2 separate regions of the Homo sapiens genome follow, and region 2 is linked to region 1. Evidence: read pairs that join two places in POLR2A ChIA-PET (ENCODE). Cell type or tissue: CD4-positive, alpha-beta T cell. All regions are shown on one strand. Each heading gives the region's core, and the rest is flanking DNA. Links, peaks and the distances in the headings are about the cores only.

Region 1 (2,927 bases), core at 171-2,670:
TGGCAAAGCCACCTGAGTGGCAAAAGAAGAGTGATTGATTAGGGCCATTCACTTTTTCACCAACAGTATTTCCAATTGTCCCCTTGTGTCCTGCCCAGAGGTTTTGTTTTGTTTTGTTTTGTTTTGTTTTTGGTCCCCTACCCCAAGCAATGCCCCAGAGTGAGAAACTGATGATGGGTGAGCTGTGTGCCTGATTTTGTAAAATGGGAGAATGAGGGGTTTGGGAAAGGGAAGGTAAGATAGGGTAATCTACTCCCCTGGAGCACTCTCAGACAGGTCAGTTTTAGGAGAGGGTACTTGGAAAAGTTGACATGGAAATTGATTTACTACCTGTGTGCCTGCATATCCTTTGGAAAACCATGTGCTTCCAGAAGTTTGCTTATCCCAGTTTGAAGACTATTGTGATAGTCATTGGCGTATTTTGGCATCTTAATTTTTTAATAAGAATTTCTAGGGGGTGTGTGTGTATGTGTCCCTTAAACTTAGAACACTGCTGACCAAGGTAAATTGTTTATGCTGTCTAGGGTAATGTCTTAGGTCTTTGGTCTTGATTGCATCTATGCATCTGTTTATAAATTGTCTTTTCCTGCGCATGAGTCTTTGCAATCCTAATTCTCTGTAAGTTTTCCAGATCAGGAGTGACACTTGAACTACCTGTAGCTTATCCCCCTTTATATCTTGTGCTAGTCTTACTCACATTGACTAGTACTTTGGCAAAGCAGATCTAAAATAGCTTAATATAGGGAACTACTTGCAATTTTGAGTAAACAACAAACAATTGGCCACAGTAAGATTACTTTCTGCTTCCCGGCTTATTTATTTTGGGTGTCAGTTTATAAAATTACAATAGTACAAAAGACTGCAGATATAATTTATATTAATTCTTTAGTTTTACAGAAAATGAAACTAGAGAGGTTATGCCAATTGCCTGAAGTCACATAGGTGGTAGGAAAAAAGTAGAACCTATGTCCCTTAACTCCCAGTATTATAACCTTTGCTACATCACACCTTCTGCTGCCTTTTGGCAGATTGCATTCCTCACCTCAATCCTATTTAATACTATTTCTCTTGAGGACTGATTAGCTTTTAGTGATGCAGCATTATTTTTTAAATGGAAAGGCATTTACTCTCTCATTGAAGACTTTCTCAAAACAAAAATGCTTCTTACCCGCTGGCAGACACTTTCTGCCCCACAATAGGACCCAGCTAGGCAAGCCTGGGGCCCTCTGGCCCCAGGCAGTGACCCTGGGGGAGGAAGGGGATATTAACAGGTCAGAGTAGAGGTGGATTGGCAGAGCGGGGGCTGGTGGGAGGTGGGAAGCTTACATCATTTCCCTGCAACTGGGCTCTGGCGGGGCTGTAAGGCCTTACTTTCCCCTGTGTAATAGTTTACCAGATTGACAGAGATTCATACAAGGAAGGAAAGGTATGGCAGGATGGATGTTCACGCTGTTTATAAATCCTTGCTATTAGATGAAACTGTCAATAAGTAACTAGAAGCAGCCAGTACTGTCTGTGCTTCGCTCTCTCCCCCAGCTGAGTTCCTTTCTGCTCCGCCCCATCCCTGCTCTCTGCTGCTCAGATCAGCTTCCTGCTTCTCATGAAAGCTGTTCCCCTATAAAGCTGGTCTGCTTTCACTGAAAGAATTATATTCATAAGTCTGAGGCTGGTTTTGTGGAAGTATTGTTGGTTTGGTTTCCTTTGGGGGATGAAGGAGGAGGAAACAATTTTTTTTAAAAAAAAAGTGGGGGCAGGCTGAAAGAGCAAAATCATCTTGAATTTTGTTGTCACATCGTGCCGGTGTTATAACCAGCTCTGTAGACTGCCGCACTGAAAACATTTCTGTGAGAGGTATGTGCTTGAAAAATGGAAAGGTGTTGGCTGTGGAACAAACTGCCCGTCCAGCAGCTGCTTAGATGGCTGTAAGGTCGTAATTCTATCTAGTGTTTTGATATGGAAAGGGTAATCCTTACTTGAAACGTAGTACAGTTAACCAGCTTAATGGTAAAAAAGGTTAAATATGTGCTTCGTCCCCACATCAGGACTCCTGAAATGCTGGTTCAGGCTGAAAACGTCTAGTCAAATCCACAGTGTTATTCCAGGCTCTTTTGGTGGCGGTTGTCTGTAAACAAGATGATGATTTTTAATACGTCTCTCATTATTTATGAACCACATGACAAAGATTAATGAGAGACTCCAAGTAGCCTAGAAGCTTCAGATTCATGAGGAGCTTTTTGCACTGACAGATGGCAAAAGTAAAAGGAAATGGGTGATGATTTATTGTAAACTAAAGTGAAAGTTTTAAAGTTTTTAGAGGGTGTGTTACATTTAAGTGGAAAAATCTGGAGGAGCCACTAAAATTTAGAAGCATAGCCTAAAACCATTGATGCCTGACCTATATTAAGGCCAGAAGCCTTTTGAACACACATGCATGTATATTTTCAAAGGAAATTAAGAAATCTTTATACATGTTTTTATTCAGTAGTCAGAGAAAAGTATTAAGAACAAGACTATAACCAATACCTAAGGAAGCATGGAGAACTGTATATTGGTTACTAAGAAGCCACATTGTTCTGTTATAGAAAGTTTTAGAAATGTTTGAAGTAGGAAAATATATAACATTTTATCATGTGCGTTAGATGAGCTACTAGTGGTAGAGACCATTCAAGCTACAAAGTAGTTTCTGCTTGATTTGAATTATTTTATCATGGAAGATACTGGAGAACATTTGAATGTTAGTATGTTTTAAATTTATTTTACAAAACTTGGGAAATTAAATTGTTTAAGTTAATTTACATACAAAGGTGCTGGCACTGTTCTTTTCCACAAAGACAGTAGTGCTTAAATCTTTGAAACCTTTTATTCATGAATAGAATACACTGGCTGTTATAACCCAAGCTATTACAAATTCTTGAGAGTGCGCCATT
Region 2 (2,927 bases), core at 206-2,705, 70 kb after region 1:
ACTGCATATTTTTTACTCTTATTATCTATTATACAGTAAAGTTGGTAATAAATATAAAAGTAACTCAGCATTGAGGTTTATGTAATTATCCAAGGAAGTATTCTAAAAATAGATTTATCTATATTATTAGAAAGTATTTTATTAAAATAGTTTTGAATAGTTTCATTCAGATTCAGGTCTTGCTTGAATAACAATATTCATTTTGTCTCGTAGTTTGTATTTGAAATTTAAAAATTGAAATGTTTAAATGGATCTGTAATTTTGATGAAAAAGAAGTGAGCAATGAATCTGTTTTCTTGAATATTTTCTAGTATTTATCTTAGCTATAAAAATTTACATTTCCAAAAGCCTGACTAGGTTTTATTAAATTTGAAAAATAAGTCGCTGATTGTTTTTGTAAAAACAATGGAACAGAAAGTAGAGCAGCTGCACTTTAATATTGATATTTATTTTGAGGAATTGGGACCCTTCTAGGAAGCTCACCTACATATTATGTTGTTGAAAATTACTAAATATGGTTTTCTTCTTCTATGCAAGTGCCAAACTGTTTTCTCCCAGCAAATCTTAACTCAGAATCTGTGTGTTTCTTTTGTGCTCAGCCAGTGGACACTACTCCTTTTTCCTGTGCTAGCCAAGCACTGTGTCTCATTTGAATGATGACATTATTGCCCTTAGGTTAAGGTCTGTTTTGAACTTAGAGGATTCTTGGCTGCCCTTTTCATCCATTTATGGTTATTTCCTGTTAACTTAACCCCTACACAGCACGTATAGATGTGTGTTTCTTATAATCAGGTTGATGGCAGTATTATTTCTATGAGCCCGGAGCTGCTCAATAAACATTGGGCTTGCGTTTTCATCCCTTAGTAACCAGCTACCTGCTAAGAACCACTCTGGACCTAAGAAAGTTCATGCTCTGGAACTCTGAGTCAGAGAACTAATAGAGCTCTGTGCCAAGGCAGGAGTGGGTCTGATTTTCACTGAATGGAGTCATCCAGTCAGCTGTTTCTTCAAAATTAAAGCTCATGGAGACAGCCTTTCTTCTTCACTCATTGGAGCTTAATCAAGATTGATTTGAGTACGTTTCCTTTTCTTTCAATCTTTAAAAAATGTGCCGGAGACTTTTGTTGATTTGTTTGAAATTATTTGCATTTAAATGGCTTCCAAGACAGTTTTCACGCAAAGGTTCTGGCTCTTATTTTTTGTACTTACTATGGTTGACAAAATCATGATGGGACTGCGTTCTCCTTTTTCTTGATTTATGCTATTGTGGCAACTTCAAAGACAAATAAGGGAGACACCTACTTTTTCCCATCCCCCTCCCACATTCAGAGGTTAAAGTTAAGGATGAACCGTGGACAATGTTAACTTCAGAGATTTAAATCTGTGGTCTTCAATGGGAACTTTAAGACTCCCTGCCTGTAATTAAGAGGCTAGCGATGATGATGATGATGATGATGTGAATATTTCTGAGGTAGAGGTACAATAAGAGGCTGAGTCACAGATTTAAAATTATCATTTGAGATAATAATAGAATAGTGTCACAAGGCAGTTTATGGCTCATGCTGTAGAGAATTAAGAATTTAGAGGAAGGAGATGTTATTTTGCCTAGGATCATATTTGACTTGCATCAAGAGGAAGAGAGAAGGGCCGTTTTAAATAAGGGATCTCTGGACAAATGATAAGAGGCAAAAAAGCACTCCATTGCAGGGAGCTGGGCCTTGAATACATCTTCTGGGATATAGTAAAAGGCAAAGGAAGTTTGAGGCCAGGTTTTGAATATGTGGGTGGGGAGTGAGGTGGGAAGGGGCACAAAAAAGATGCGGAATACCAAACTAAGGAATTAAATTCTAGGAGTAGACCGTAAAGGGCCACTAAAGGGTTTGATTTCAGGGAGTGAAAACCTCAAAGCATGATTCTAAGTAAATCTGATACAGATTAGTTTGAATGGAGATTATCACTTAGAAACTGCTATAGTTATCTCTTGGGTTGAAGTGGTGCCAAAGGGTTTGAAGAGGGAAGGAAATATGCATTTTTAATAGTATAATAGTATGTATACAAGGCAGTATATATGAGGTACTCTAAAAGGGATTTTTCAGATTTATTATCTGTTTCCATTGTCACCATCCTGTGAAGTAGGCCCTAGTCTACTTTTACAGATTAATGAACAGAGGTCCTTAGGTTAGTGGTCAAAATTCATAGCCAGGCCTGACTGCCAAGTCGCCAAGCCTTTTAACACCCCTGCTCTGACTCATGAGCATGGAAATGGAAAACAGATAAACTTTTTAGTTTTTATTTTGAAAATATTACTTTATTAGGAATTATGAAATGGATCCAAATTAGGGTTATATTCATACATATTTTTATATATATTCTTTCATGTATATTAGTACACCTGAGTTTGAATCAGATGTTATGTATTAGACTTAGCTAATTAGATTTAACTATTTCTTATTCACAGCATTTGAGGAAATGCACTTTAAATTGAGAGAAAATGTCAGTTAACAAAATAGATCACTAATACATTTTATTAATGTATCAACTTAAAACATACAGTAAGAGAATACATTTTCTACCAAATAGTAATTTTAATATATTAAGAAATGAAACTGATGTCTTAATTTTCAAGAATAAAAATGAGATTTGTTAAAGGATATAAAATGACAGCTAAATAGCAGGAATAAGTTCTAGTGTAATACTGCTGTTGAATGACTGTAGTTAATAATAATATATAGTTTCAAATAGCTAGAAGGAAGATATTGAATGTTCCCAGCAGGGAGAAGTGATAAATGTTTAGGACAATGGATATGCAATAATTACCCTGATCTGATTACTATACATCGTATGTATTGAAATATCAACACCATAAATATGTATAGCTGTTATATGTCAATTAAAAAATAAAATAAAAATTTCAAAAAGAATAAAAA

What was found. Peaks named below come from ENCODE experiments on the same cell type or tissue, not always from the same donor. Only the 100,000 strongest peaks of a DNase experiment are listed, where the experiment ranks them.
Region 2: POLR2A ChIA-PET joins it to region 1 with 5 read pairs; 7 of 35 experiments call an interaction of 5 or more read pairs at or near these places.

What each region holds. Positions count from the first base shown.
Region 1 is chr3:107,597,738-107,600,664 of GRCh38, forward strand. The region is part of intron 2 of BBX (BBX high mobility group box domain containing); the gene reads left to right. Among named protein-coding and RNA genes, the nearest start is that of BBX, 76 kb to the left of the region's middle. RefSeq lists an enhancer at 777-1,599. In CD4-positive, alpha-beta T cell, for the core only: no CTCF peak of the experiment used is centred there; a DNase peak (open chromatin) is centred at 1,554; H3K4me3 peaks cover 1,485 bases; H3K27ac peaks cover 1,488 bases.
Region 2 is chr3:107,667,667-107,670,593 of GRCh38, forward strand. All of the region lies in intron 3 of BBX (BBX high mobility group box domain containing), which reads left to right. Among named protein-coding and RNA genes, the nearest start is that of BBX, 150 kb to the left of the region's middle. In CD4-positive, alpha-beta T cell, for the core only: no CTCF peak of the experiment used is centred there; no DNase peak of the experiment used is centred there.